Linked DNA regions of Homo sapiens: region 2 is linked to region 1. Evidence: chromatin loops called from intact Hi-C (ENCODE). Cell type or tissue: B cell. All regions are shown on one strand. Each heading gives the region's core, and the rest is flanking DNA. Links, peaks and the distances in the headings are about the cores only.

Region 1 (7,459 bases), core at 2,451-4,950:
AGTTTAAGGTTATATCTAATGACTTGATCAGATGCAGGTGCAAGTTAAATTTTATGAGGAGGAACACCTGGGTCATGTTGAATTTGGTTGCTTAATAGGAAATGCTTCTGTTTGATACTAAGCGGAGGTCACCGACTACTAGAGAGGCAGGAGGTATTTTCCTAGCTGGAATTTAATGAGGGTCCAGGATGAGTTTTCTGATAGAGTCCTCTGCCCTTTCTCTTTCCTCACATTTTCCCTCTTCTGGGTGTGTGCCAAAACGAGTGGGATGGGAATGGTCTTCTTACATGAGCTTGCTAGTCTGGAGGCCCCCTCAGTCTTCTGCAGCCCACGTGTCTCCCTCCACCTGCACTGCAAGGTCCACCTGCACTGAAGCGGGATGATGCCCACTTCAGATCCTTGTTTCCAGCTGTTCAGGTGGCAGAGATTTCAAGGACCTGCTCCCAAGGATTTCTGTTGCAGTGGCTGTGTTTTCATTTAGGAGATGTGCTTTAATTTAGGAGCTACCTGGAGTTGGGCCAAACTCCAGGTTAAGGACACAGGCCTCCTCGGTAGACTGCCCACCCTGCAGACATCAGCTGCATGTTCAGGGCTCCCCAGGCCACCCTCATCAATTCAGGGGTTCCCACTACCCCCCGCCCCCGCCAGGTTCAGTAGTTCACTAGAACAACTCACAAAACTCAGAAAAGCCCTACACTTAGGATTACAGTTTCGTTCTGGCAAAAGGAGGATACAAATTAAAGCCAAACAAAAGAGGTTGAGGGCGAGGTCTGGGAGGGTCCCGAGGTGGAGTTTCTGGTTTTCCTCTCCCTGTGGAGTCATGGACAGCGCTACCTCCTACCGGTATGAGGTGTGACAATACTCACAGTATTGCCGACCAGAAAACATCACCTGAGCCTCTGATGTTTGGCCTCGATCACGCACCGCCTGCCTGGCCCACCTTCAGTTTCCAGCTGCTCTCGAAGGCTTGTGCAAATGCCTTTAGTTTCCAGTTGGAGGTCAGAATTGCGATGGTATGTCCCAAAGCCCCCGACATAAATCATATCGTCAGACTCTCCTATGGTCAAAGCCCCCAAGAAAGGAAAAGCACTCCTCTTAGGTAGGACATTCCAGGGGCATAGACATCACCGCCCAGTCACCGAGGGCAAAAGCCTGAGCCCTTGAGTTAATTCTCTTCTGCACCAGGGCTGTGGTTTGTCTGCTTTGAGAAAGCAAATTGGAAACCTCTGGCATGCCGTGGTTCATGCTCACCTGACCCTGGGCAGCACGCCTCACACCTGTCTGGGCCTTGGCTTTTTCACCTGTGAAGGAACTGGTTTTGGAACTCTTCCTTCCAAATAATGTTGGAGAGGAGGAAAGGCAGGGAAATCCTGTTCTGGGTGGAAAGGCCAAGTTTGTAGCCCCTGACACTGGATGGGGCAGGTGCTCCATCTGTTAGGGGCCGAGTTGAATGGTGCCTTTTAAAATGTGTTTGTGAGCAGAAAACAAACGAAAAAACCATTTTCTTGGAGGCTGGAAGAGAAGCCTGCTCCTCATGCTAAGGGATTCTGGCATGGCTGGAAAGACTAGGAATCTTTAGTGTCATTTAATTAGGAAATAAAAAGTGAGCGATGACCTAATTTCTATGGTGGTGTTTTAGACTTCCACCTCCCAGTTTCCCTGGTGTGACTTTGTCTAAATGACACTTTAGATGGCATAATGCAGCCCATAAAGGCGGCGTTTCTAGTTTCCTGTCAGTCTTACTCATATTTTCCAACGCAGTGGATACGGTGACAGGATGGACAGGCACCTGACCATTTCAAGACTAGAAATGAGTGTAACAAATCGGATTTTTTTTTTTTTTTTGAGACAGAGTCTTGCTCTGTCACCAGGCTGGAGTGCAATGGCGTGATCTCAGCTCACTGCAACCTCTGCCTCCCAGGTACAAGTGATTTTCTTGCCTCAGCCTTCTGAGTAGCTGGGACTACAGGCACCTGCCACCACACCCAGCTAATTTTTTTTGTATTTTTAGTAGAGACTGGGTTTCACCATGTTGGCCAGGGTGGTCTTGATCTCTTGATCTCGTGATCCACCCGCCTCAGCCTCCCAAAGTGCTGGGATTACAGGCGTGAGCCACCGCGCCTGGCCACAAAGTGGATTTTGAAAGAAATAAATCAAGGAAGGAGACGTGCTGCTTTCTCAAGCACAGGGCTCCATGGAAGCCTAGGTCCATCTACAAACTTGATTTGTCAAAACAGCTGGAGTTGAGCAGCCTTGGGTAGACTGACTTGCCAAGCAAACTCACAAGGAAGTGTGAATCAGACCCCAATTCATTATTGCATAGGCAGAATTCTGCCTGTGGACAGCCGATTATGTGCCCTGGAACACAGTCCACGAAGGGAGCTAGATTACCACGAGAACGCTGGATAGAGGGGTGAATTCTGAGCGAAGGGATGATCGTATTTGCTAAATCAGCTCACAGCAGTCACCTCTATCTGAAGATGTGAACACATGAACTAAGGGTGTTGCTCTAGTCTGCAGAACAGTCTTTTTACTTGGAGAAAACCCCCCATCTCTGCTGTTTACTTTCCTGTCCTGACTCTGCTGTAAGTCAACCCCCTTTCATTAACCTACACTCTCTCCTGCCAAGCCCTGATGTCTATTAGGCCAACTTCTAGTAAGGAATAAACACCTGGGGTTGACCTTGGATATTTCCTATGCCTTCCTCCTCAGCCCACTGGCAGACAAATCAGGAAGAGTGGCTTCTATGGATGCTAACTTTTTTTTTTTTTTTTTTTTTTTTGAGATGGAGTCTCACCCTGTCGTTCAGGCTGGAGTTCAGTGGTGTGATCTCGGCTCACTGCAACCTCCATCCCCCCGGGTTCAAGCGATTCTCCTGCCTCAGCATCCCAAGTAGCTGGGACTACAGGCGCCCACCACCTTGCCTGGCTAATTTTTTTGTATTTTTAGTAGAGACAGGGTTTCACCATGTTGGCCAGGCTGGTTATGAGCTCCAGACCTCAAGTGATCCACCTGCCTTGGCCGCCCAAAATGCTAGGATTACAGTTATGAGCCACCGCACCCGGCCTATAGATGCTAATTTTATCTACCATGCCTTGTGTTCACTAATTTATCTTTTTTTTTTTTTTTTTTTTTTTTTTTGAGACGGAGTCTCATTCTGTCACCCAAGCTGGAGTGCAGTGGCACACTCTTGGCTCACCACAACCTGTGCTTCCTGGGTTCAAGTGATTCTCTTGCCTCAGCCTTCTGAGTAGCTGGGATTACAGGGGTGTGCCATGACACCTGGCTAATTTTTTGTTTGTATTTTTTAGTATAGAAGGGGTTTCGCCCTGTTGGCCAGGCTGGTCTTGAACCCCTGACCTCAAGTGATCTGCCTGCCTCAGCCTCCCAAAGTGCTCTGATTATAGGCGTGAGCTGCCATGGCTGGCCTAGGTTCACCAATTTAACTTTCTAGGGATAAGTATTTCTGATTCCTGAATTGCCTTACTAGTTCAGTGGCTCTACAGATATGTAGGCTCCACCTCCAGAGATTCTGTTTCAACTGATTTGTGGTGGCCTTGGAGCATTAATACCTTTTTTCAAGCTCCCCCAGCTCACTCTGCTTAAAAGCCAGGGCTAAGGCTCTTGAAATCCTGATTTCAGGTCACCTCTTGCTGTTAGCACCATCAGACCCCGCAAGATAGACTTCCTGAGTGCCTGCCCTCTGCTGGTTGCTTTCGTATAGGTTGTCTCTTAATCCTTACCACTCTGTTGGCATTGTTTTTTGAAGCTGCATCTAAAAAATGAGGCTTAAGAGAATTCCAAGATCCAAAACTAGTAGATGGCAGAGCCTCTATTTGAATTTAGCCCTGTCTGACTTCAAACCTTATGCACTTTCTTTATACCTATTAGCAGTGATGTCTCTCTAGGTCTCAAATTTCCCATATTTTAATGGAGATGTAATAGCTACCATATACCATAGGACAGAGGTCAGGACAGGTTCGCCAGGTTAGTTACCCCTGGACTTGAGCTCCTAGGATTAAAGTCTCTCACTCTGTCCCCACAAATACAGGTGCTTTTTTATTTTAGTTTTTGAAAAAGAGTCTCGCTCTGTCACCTAGGCTGGAGTGCAGTGGCACAATTTCAACACACTGCAACCTCCGCCTCTCAGGCTCAAGCGATCCTCCCACCTCAGCCTCGCGAGTAGCTGGGACCACAGATGCGCACCATCATGCCTGGCTAATTTTTAAATTTTTTGTAGCGACAGGGTCTTCTTATGTTGCCCAGGCTGGACTCAGGTGCTTTTTAAAACTAACCCTTTGTCATTGTTGGCCGTGATGCTCTCTGCATACCCAGGAGGATGATGATTGGGCTTGTCATCAACGGAGGATAAATGACGCACAGACTTAGTTAACAGAAGAACATGACCTTATTGACACATTAGCTTTGATTTCTTACCAAGAGGTGAAGATGCATTTATACACCAAATGGCCATACCTGGGCAGTTTCTGTATTTTACCTGACTTGTTATCCAGTGGATTTGTCTGGGGGCCAGAGCTCAGTCTTCCCCTTCTTTTCATGGTTCTCTATGGCCTATTTCTATATTATAGCAGGCCTCTGAGCAGAGACATGATAGCACTGACACCTGGTTCAAAAAGATAAGGTTATTGGTAGAAAAGAGATGGGATGTTGAGGGAATATGGAAATCTATTGCAGCAGTGAGGGCCTGACCTGAGTTAGAAAGGCGAGGAGGAAGCCGACGTATGACTTTCAGTAAGCCTGTAAAGAAATAAAGGAATGGGCAAGTGTGAAGGTAGACTCTGGGCAGTGCCAACAGAAAAATGCAACAGCAATAGCTACATTAGCATCATTAAGAATGATAGTGAAGCTGGGCATGGTGGCTCACGCCTGTAATCCCAGCAGGTGGGCAGATCACCTGAGGTCAGGAGTTCGAGACCAGCCTGGCCAACATGGTGAAACCCCATCTCTACTAAAAATATAAAAATTAGCTGGGTGTGGTGGCAGGCACCTGTAATCCCAGCTACTTGGAAAGCTGAGGCAGGAGAATCACTTGAACCCAGGAGGCAGAGGTTGCAGTGAGCCAAGATGGCACCACTGCACTCCAGCCTGGATGACAGAGCAAGACTCTATCTCAAAAAATAAAAAAAGATTAAAAATTTAAAAAATTTAAAAAAAGAATGATAATGAGCACCTGAAGGCTTGGTAGGTACCTGTGAGCCCAGTAAATGAGCCACCCATATCTGCTTAGCTCATTAATCTGTTCTCCAAAATCCAGAATTTGGATTTGTGCATTAAAACCACATATGTGATACCTTTGGATGTCAAGAGACATCTCTGCAAATCTGTTTAACAAAAAGGTCATGATGTGGTAAAGGAAGAACTGGCAAGCTTTGTTCATGATCTCTACCATCTCTCCATCACCAGACAAGATCTTGACAATGTGGCCAGAGGCATTTCTGAAGCCCTTGCCAACTGACCCATGGAGAATCATCGGGCCTTGGAGAACATTTATGTGGCAGTTTTATTGCTGCCATCAAAAGTGAATTCTTATCACTTTTGGCCTAAATCAGCTCTTGCACCTTAGGCTGTTTAAAAAATATGATGTCAATTGGAAAGCATCCCATTTGGTGCTGTTTCTACTTTTTTTATTTGAAGTATCCTGACGCAGTTGTTTTCTGGTGAGTAGACCATCTGTCCTAAATATATCCAATACCAGTTTGCAAAGTCTTTGTCAGGTGCATCCTGCATAGAAGCTAAATAAATACTTTTTTAAATAATAAATAGAGGCGAGAGATATTTTGAAGGTACATCAGTGGGATTTGCTGACTGATTGAGTAAGAGAGTTTTCATAGAGGAAAAGGAGATAGTAGTCATCACTGGAGCTAAGATTTCTGACCCGTGTGCTTCAACATATATTTTAGATTTGAAATATGTAATTTTTGCAGTAGTAAAGATAAAAGGGAAAAATTCCCAGTGCCGCTCATATTTGGCTCGTGGGTCTCTCGTGCTCTTTGCTGTGGCACCATCAGGTGTCTCCGGATTCTCAAGCTATCTTCCTGCCTTTGATGTATTTCAGGAACCTTTTATTATTAGCATGGGGACGCTTTTCAGGGCTCTCCTGAGTTGCTGTGGGTCCACCCAATTTCTTGTTTATCCCAGCAGCACCGGCCTTTGACCTCGCCATCCCCCTGGCCTGGCTTTGGGAGGCCCTGTCAGCCCATACCTCTGACTATGACGGGGTTGCATGGGGCTGCCGCTGGCTGTAAATCTGAAGAGCAAGGGCCTAGATTGACCCTGTTCCCCAAGCTTTCTGCAAATCTTACATTCTAGTCTGGTTGCTAAAATTCCTTTATCATCAGCCAAGGAGTGCTATTCAGGAGGGCTGCCTAATTAATATATTACCCATAAACATAACAGCAACTCTTTTTCGAGTACTTGCTTTGCATCCTTTTAATTGTATCATTTTTCATCTTTACGTCAGCCTAGCAAACTAGGTATTGCTGTCCCCTACTTTTGCAGATCAAGAAACTGAGTCTCAAAGAGGTAATGAAACTGTTAAAATCTTGCATTTGAAATGTGACAAAGTTGTGCTCCCAGCCAGAGCTGCCCGCCTCCGATACAGCAGTCTTTATACTTTTCTCTGCTGCTTTGAGCCAGCAGGTGTTAGGTTAACTGGTTAATAATCCATTACCACTTTCAGTCATGAGGTGCAGTGGAAAGACCTCTGGGGTGAGTCATAGGGTAGACTCTATTCTCTCTGTCTAAGGCGTGTGACCCCTGCAAGCCTCAGTTACTTCATCTATAAATTGGGAATTTATACCTTAAAGGAATATAAAGAAAGTGTAATGAGGAAATATACATGGAAAACATTTTTTAACTCTTAAAGAGTAATGTAAAAGATCTGCTAGTAACATTCAAAGGAATTTCAGAGCTGGGAAGTAGCTGGGCTGGGACTCAAACTTGGTCTTCATACTCAACATTGGGTTCCTCTGACTGCATCAGGCTGGGCCAAGATGAGCATTGCCATGGGGCCATCCATATTCTTGGCAGAGTAGGTGAAAATTTTGTTTGCTTGACAACACCAATTAACTAGATATTTGTCTGGGGTTGGGAAGAAATAACAGCTGTTGGTCTTATTCACACTTTCCTCAATCTGTTAAGGAATGAATTTGTCTTATTTAGCCAGTGGTTTCAGCATGGCTGTTTGTTTTTGTCTTTTATACCATTAGCCATGGCATGTATTTGAGAATTAGTTTTTTAGTGTAATTCTAAAGTCCGATGGAGGACCCCTCTCTCCATGACCCTGGAACCTCCCAGATGTGCTTCACCTCCGACTTGTTTCTGTTCCAGATCTAGTAGGGCTGCCAGGAAGCGGAGTCTGTGAATTGAGCCATTGGAGAAGACTGTCCAGGACCTTCTTTGATGTGGTTTCTCATTCTCGCAGAATTACTTTGTCTTA
Region 2 (7,459 bases), core at 1,996-4,495, 110 kb before region 1:
CTTTCCTTCTGATCAGTTACTTTTCAGGTAGAATCCTTTCTCGTTCAGCTTTGTATCCCAGCCTCTCCTCTCCCCATTCCCACCTCCCCTCGTTGTTTCTTGACTTCCAATACTTGAGTATATGATACTATTTTAAAACTTAATGAGAGGACCAGGCACGGTGGCTCACACCTGTAATCCCAGCACTTTGAGAGGCTGAGGTGGGTGGATCACCTGAGGTCAGGAGTTCAAGACCAGCCTGGTCAACAGGGCGAAACCTCATCTCTACTGAAAATACAAGAATTAGCTGGGTGTGGTGGTGGGCGCCTGTAATCCCAGCTACTTGAGAGGCTGAGGCAGGAGAATTGCTTGAACCCGGGAGGTGGAGGTTGCAGTGAGCCGAGATCGTGCCATTGCACTCCAGCCTAGGCAGCAAGAGTGAAACTCCATCTCAAAAAAAAAAAACCAAAAACAAACAAACAAACAAAAAAAAAAACTTAACAGGAGGCAGGGCACAGTGGTGCAACGCCTGTAATCCCAGCACTTTAAGAGGCCAAGGGAGGCAGATCCCTTGAGCTTAGGAGTTCAGGACCAGTCTGGGCAACATGGCAAAGACCTGCCAATACAGAAAATAGCCGGTTGTGGTGTTACACACTTGTAGTCCCAGCTACTTGGGAGGCTTATGTGGGAGGATTGCTGGAGCCCGGGAGGCAGAGGGTGCAGTGAGCCGAGATTGCAGAGAGAGACCCTGTTTCAGGAAAAACAACAACAAAAAACCCCAAAAAACTTAATGGGAAAAATGTTTGTATTTCTTTTTGTTATGCATCAGTATACAATCTTTAAAACTACCCCCAGGTCTTTTCCTTGAGGGACAAAAGTAGGATGCAGAACTGCCTACAAGGTGGAGCATTCTTAAAATCTACTCCAAAAAACTGCTGCTCGTGGGTACTCAGCTGATAGAATGAACAGGAGTGAATGAATAGGTGAAAGCACCCTGTGATTTGAATGTCGCAAGCCTTTCATTTTCGTTGGAACCTTGTCTGATGTGTGTCACTCCCCACTCCGTTGTGCTTGCCCTTCGGAAAGATGGAATGGTGAGGACAGAGAGGAGACAGGTGATAAAAAGACACTTAAAAGGGCACCTGAAAGCCAGGTGGCTTGTCCCTGGAAGGCAGTAGAAAGCAATCTGCAGTCATGATGCCTTTCTTCACTCAGCAGCAGCTATAATGTTGAAAATGGGGCAAACGCCTTCCCCGTGCAACTGTTTAACAAAAGGTAGTTCTCCTAGAAAACAGAATCTGTTGTATATGTTGCCAGTGATTTTCACAAGTGTAGATGCCTAAGAAATAGGCAAATATGCTGAGCGTGGTGGCTCACACTTATAATCCCAGCACTTTGGGAGGCCTAGGCAGGTGGATTGCTTGAGCCCAGGCATTCGAAACCAGCCTGGGCAACATTGTGAGACCCCGTCTCTACAAAAAAATAAACGAAAATTAGCCAGACATCGTGGTGTGTGCCTGTAGTTCCAGCTACTTGGGAGGCTGAGGTGGGAAGATTGCTTGATCCTGGCAGGTTGAGGCTGCCGTGAGCCCTGATCATGCCACTGTACTCCAGCCTGGGTGACAGAGTCAGAGCCTGTCTCAAAAAAAAAAGAAATAGGCAAATACAAGAGATGGAAAAAGGAATCGAAAGAATTGCCATGGGATTGCGCATTAGACAATTTGCTTTTTAAAATTGCATGTGGTTTTGAAGGACAGGTTGAATTTGGATGTTTAAAATGCTTAGTGAAACTAAGACTGGCAGGGTCAAACTGTGCGCATAAAATCTTTGTTCTGGAACTCAAGTGAAAAATTGGCAGATTTGCACTTTTTGAGCTTTTTAGAGTCCATTTCCAGCTCCAGGTGGCTGGGTGAAGTATCCTAAGCTCTACAGAAGGGTAAAAGAAATAGCCTCCCACGTGAGTGGCAGGAGTAGGTAACCTGTAGTATCTGGAAAGATATGTAGATCACCACCAGTTAGAACATTTGGAAGGAGGAATTGCCAGTGGCTTGTAGACAAGGAATGGAGGAGTTGAGACAGGCAAGGTAAATTGGGGCCCTCCTGCCAATTGGAAGTTTTTGAGTGATATTTTTAATATTTATTATTCCATCCTCCTTGGTTGGAAAGTCACGACGGAGAGGGACACTGTCATGCTCATGGTTTGTGTTTGTATTTCTGGCATGGGGTAGAATTGGCAACTTTGCTGAATTGAACAACTGTTCCCCACTAGACCAAAAGTGCCCAGAGGACTGAAAACCCTCCAATTCAACTTGGTGGCAGCAAGGCAGCCGCCAGTGAATGAGTGATTGATGAGAGCCAGCGGATTAAAGGAGACAACTAATTGTAAACTGGAAATAGTTTTCAAAGATAAAAGTAGCCCCCTCAGATAAAACCACTAGGGCTTCCTTTTGAGTTTTCTTTTCACAGAACAGGATATTAGTGGTTCGGTGGGGCTCCTGCAGGAGGGGGTAGCTGTGGAGGGAAGCTGGTAGGCTGGGAAGGTTTCTACCTGTTTCTCACTCCTTTCCTACTAACGCCCCTTCAATTGAGAGGCTAGGTAATTATAATTACCTGAGATCACACAACCAGTCCTGACCTGTCCCCACAAGGGGTGGAGCTACTCTTTCCAGGTCAAAATGGAAACCAAATTCACCACTATCCGTTCAAAAGCTCCCAACTCCGAACAAAGAGCCATTGCAATGGTGCCCACCTGGGCACCATTTTGGAGCCTGATATTTATTATCACATTTAGGTTCACATGCCAGGTGCCCACCTGGCATGGAGGCAGCAGTCTGTTCGAGTTCTGCCACCTGAGGACACCCAGGCCTGTGACCCCAAGCGAGGGCTTTTCTGACGTTTGTGGGGGAGTGGTTAGGCTGCTTTTGCTGATATGAAAGATCACTGCTAGATTCATGGCCAGGATAAGAAGGTTTTCCTTGTTAGGTGATACGGACTTTCAGAATGTGAAATTTCCTGACCAAGGTTGTGTCTGTTCTGGTTTAAAGACGAGGATTTGCTGCCTTTGTTTTTCCTTAAGCCAACGTGCCATCCACCTGTGCTAGAGGAATCTGGTATTGCTCTCCTCCAAAGGCCAGGACGGTCTCAAAGGAGACAGGCTAATGGCTTAATTGTTTTGTTTATTCTGCTCCCCACAAATTCCAGTAGCTTCATTTACATTCAGAGAACTTTTTTCAACTGTATTGTCATTTCCCTTGGTTTTGAATGGCTCTTAATGTTTGCCCTTCATGTTGTTTTGAAAGGTTGATCGAGCCGTTAGTGAAGGGTGTGGCTTTCTCCAAATGGGGGTTTTTCTTAGTGTGTGGTAGAGAAAGTGAGAGTAATTTTAAAAATAAAATATGCACATTTTTTCTATCTGTACACACAAACTCTAGATTATTTTGGAGCCTATTTATGTTCACATGCTTTAGGTTTTGGGAGTTAAAAGATTAATGTGTACAAGGGAATGGTGATATTTAACAGGACAAAAATTTCGCTTTTACAGAGCTGTGGTTTGCTTTTCAAAATGTAGAGGTTTCTTTACCTTTGCGTTTTTTTCTTTCTTTGTTTTTTTTTTTTTTTGAGACGGAGTTTTGCTCTTGTTGCTCAAGCTGGGGTGCAATGGCATGATTTCAGCTCACTGCATCCTCCACCTCCTGGGTTCAAGTGATTCTTCTGCCTCAGCCTTCCGAGTAGCTGGGATTACAGGCGTGCGCCACCACACCCGGCTATTTTTTTGTATTTTTAGTAGAAACGGGGTTTCTCCATGTTAGCCAGATGGTCTTGAACTCCTGACCTCAGGTAATCCACCCGCCTCAGCCTCCCAAAGTGCTGAGATTACAGGTGTGAGCCACCGCACCTGGCCTGTTTCTTCACCTTTGACAAAGAATCCAGTATAAGACTATTCTGGTTCGTGTTGTAAATGGATTTTTTTTTCTTTTTTTTCTTTTCTTTTCTTTTCTTTTCTTTTTTTTTTTTTTTTTGAGACAGGGTCTCTATCTGTCACCCAGGCTGGAGTACAGTGGTGCCATCACAGCTCACTGCAGCCTTAAACTCCTGGGGTCAAGCAATCCTCTTACCTCAGCCTCCCAAGTAGCTGGGACTACAGGCGCGCACCACTACACCTGGCTTAAATGCATTTTTATAATTTTAGTATAAACAAGACATTTTAGATTGAATAACTTTGTAATGTGCTAGGACAGTAGTTTTTAATGCAGGTGGGATCCAACTTTTGAGAAAGGGAAATGTGAAGGTTGAAGAAACTTAAAAATCAACTGCCGTTGGCTAGATCTAGGTGTGCTGACTTCCTTAGAAAAGAAATGCTTCCTTTCCCTGCAAACCGGAGTTTGGGAAATTTAGAGCTAGGAAATCATGTGGTCGATCTTAACGTTATAAATCACTCAGACAAATACAGGATAATGCTGTTTTCGGAAGTGCTTGTGATTGTACAGGATTACATGGTGATAAAGAGTTTTCAATGGCTCCTCCAGTTTCTGAGGGAGTTCTGTGCTTTGCTTTCTTGGTAATTCCTTCTGCAGACCTTAGAGCCTTTGAGGGGGGCTGGGTATGCTTCCGTGAATTTAACAGTTTAACACACTGTTGAATAGAAGAGAATCTGCTATTGGAACTAGCGATTACTAAGAAACCACTTCTATATCATCCAGCATTTGTATCTACTTTAAAGTACATATTAGTATTTTCCTTGGTTTACAGATGAGGAAAATGAGTTAGGTACCGTGTTTAAGGTTACCCATCTGAAAAGTGGCAGAGAGGGGATTTAAACTCCTGGTCATCTGAATCTAAGGTCTGCTTAGAAGAGGAGCTGTTTGCTTCTAGACACATGCGTATTTAGGTTGTGGGTCCACGGACTAATAGCGTGGGCATCCCTGGGATATTATTAGAAATGCAGAACTTCAGGTCCCACCCACACCTGATTGCAGATCTGTGTTTTAACAAGGTCTCTAGATGATTGCAAAGCACTACGGCACAGGGACACTTCCCCAGAGGAAGTGTGATGGCCGCCCTCCAGGATATCATCTTCCAAGGTTAGGGACGTGCCAAATATCCCAAGCTTTCAGATATGCGACTCAATCATCTCTAATTATCCTGCTCAACCAAAAATTAAAGAGCGATTCTTCCAAGTGGAATCGAGGGAAACTTTTCTCCTGGACAATTCTGGAGGGAGTCCAGCTATCCTTAAGGAGATGCACAGAATAGGCTGTTGCCGACAGCATGCTTGGAAAACCTATCAACCCGGGGTGCCTCTTCCACGGCTGCTGTCCATGCTATACTTTCTCCCATTACTGATCCCTCTGAACTAGTCTATCAAACCTTCTCCTAAAGAGGGTGAGAACAGATTTTGTCAGGCCAGAGAGGAAGAAAGAGATCCAGAATGGGGACGATCAATAGCATGAAAATAGAGAAGGGCATTGAAAAGAGCCCAGCCTTCAGAACACTCCAGTCCTGGCGCTGGAGAACTGCACCTTACCTTTTACTCCTACCTGGTTTTCCTTTTAGAATTCCCCCAGGCATCTATGCTGGAGACAGTAGTGTCTTTGTCTGTTGTTCCCATCCCTGCCTTGCTCCTGCCATTTCCAACGTCCTGTGAGTATATCTTCACAGGACTCCCCCTTCCTTTTCACAGTGGCCACCCTAGTTTGGATGTGCATTGTCTTACACTGGGAACATTATAAGCGTTTCTTAAGTGGTCTTCACTCTTATCCCCCGGTAATTCACAGAAATAGCATCAGCGCAATCATCTTCTAGTAACACGGCTTTGCATCTGTCACTCTTCCTCAAAAACTCTCAGTTCCTACTGGGAACAGTCTAAAGACCAAAATGCATTACGGTCTAAATTAAACCAATTACTGGTTGCATTTATCCAACTCTATTTTCCAGTAGTCCTTCTCAAATAAATTCCGTGAGGGCAGCCTACATGCCTTGTTCCTGCTATTAGCTCCTAGCACAGTGCTTGTACACAGTGGATTTTCACTAAATATTGATTGAATGAACGAATGAACTTATTCTCAGGTTTATGTTTTATAGTCTGCCTAGAATACACTCCTTGGTCAGGCCATTTCCTGTGACTAGATTTCCCTTCCCTTTTTTCCTGTTCATCTGAATCCTTAAAAAACCAAGTAAGGCCGGGTGCGGTGGCTCACACCTGTAATCCCAGCACTTTGGGAGGCCGAGGTGGGCCGATCACGAGGTCGGGAGATCGAGACCATCCTGGCTAACACGGTGAAACCCTGTGTCTACTAAAAATACACAAAAAAATTAGCTGGGCGTGGTGGTGGACGCCTGTAGTCCCAGCTACTCTGGAGGCTGAGGCTGGAGAATGGCGTGAACCTGGGAGGCGGAGCTTGCATTGAGCCGAGATCGCGCCACTGCACGCCAGCCTGGGTGACAGAGCGAGACTCCGTCTCAAAAAAGACAAAAAACAAAAAACCAACCAACCAAACAAACAACAACAACAACAAATAAAGACTCATTTCCTGGAAGCCTCTGATTTAACTCGTGGAGATCATTCCCTTCTCCAAATTGTGGCCCTTACCATAGAGTTATTTATTTGTGACTAAACTATGTCATCTTGCATTGTTATCTGTTTTCACACAGTCTCTTACAGCCCAAGTAGACTGTAAGCCTCTTGAGATCAGAGATAATTTACATTTCTTTATATTTTTCAGAATTCACCATCTTTCCCTTTGGCCTTCCCACATTCCTGTACACTCTCGACATTCCCTGGTTATCTGGCAGTTCATATTGGGGAATTATGGTTAGCTGTGGATCAGGCCTCCTCTCCCCACTTTCCTCTCAGTAATGCATGTAGTCTCTGAGGGCAGACACTACATTCTCCTGTGTCTTTTCTGGTTTATTCAATGATAGAGGCTGTACCCTTTATCCTTTTCAATTTCATCTACATTCTTTTCCTTCTCCTGCTCAGTTCTTGGAACTCCCATTTCTGAGTGTCTACGACTACAGTCATGGTGAATAGAAGGTAATGAAACTGTGAGTCAGTGTATCCTCTAGCTGGAGTGTGAAGGTGAGTCAGCAGACAGCAGCAGTGGATCTCTTCCACCCTGAGGAAAGGCAGGAGCCTGCCTGGTGATCAGGGAAGGAGGCCCTCCTCCCCACATTGTTTCCTGGAACTGAGTAGAACAAATTACTTAACTGTACTTCAGTTTCATTTGTTAAAAAATGAAGTAAGAATAGCTTCCATTCTCTTTTCATTCAAGTGGTGATGTATTGACAATTAATAAGAAAATTATAAAATGCCTTAGATACCACCATTGGGACTATGTAACGCACCACAACCTGGTTGTGGCTGAGGCTCTGTTCTAGCCACCCCTCCTTTCTGACTACCACATCGCCCTAAAGTTAGAGGCAATAATAGAGTTACCGCATTAGTGTTTTTCTAACAAACCTGTTCAAGTCCTGGCTCACT

Evidence for each region. Peaks named below come from ENCODE experiments on the same cell type or tissue, not always from the same donor. Only the 100,000 strongest peaks of a DNase experiment are listed, where the experiment ranks them.
Region 2: it touches region 1 in a loop (3-fold over the local background); 9 of 110 quality-filtered maps call a loop at or near these places.

Annotation. Positions count from the first base shown.
Region 1 is chr15:59,243,810-59,251,268 of GRCh38, reverse strand. All of the region lies in intron 4 of MYO1E (myosin IE), which reads left to right. Among named protein-coding and RNA genes, the nearest start is that of LDHAL6B, 41 kb to the right of the region's middle. In B cell, for the core only: a CTCF peak has its summit at 3,720 (motif pointing left); a DNase peak (open chromatin) is centred at 3,698.
Region 2 is chr15:59,349,896-59,357,354 of GRCh38, reverse strand. All of the region lies in intron 1 of MYO1E (myosin IE), which reads left to right. Among named protein-coding and RNA genes, the nearest start is that of MYO1E, 19 kb to the left of the region's middle. RefSeq lists enhancers at 2,079-2,598, 2,599-3,119, 3,120-3,639. In B cell, for the core only: no CTCF peak of the experiment used is centred there; a DNase peak (open chromatin) is centred at 3,304; H3K4me3 peaks cover 1,774 bases; H3K27ac peaks cover 1,946 bases.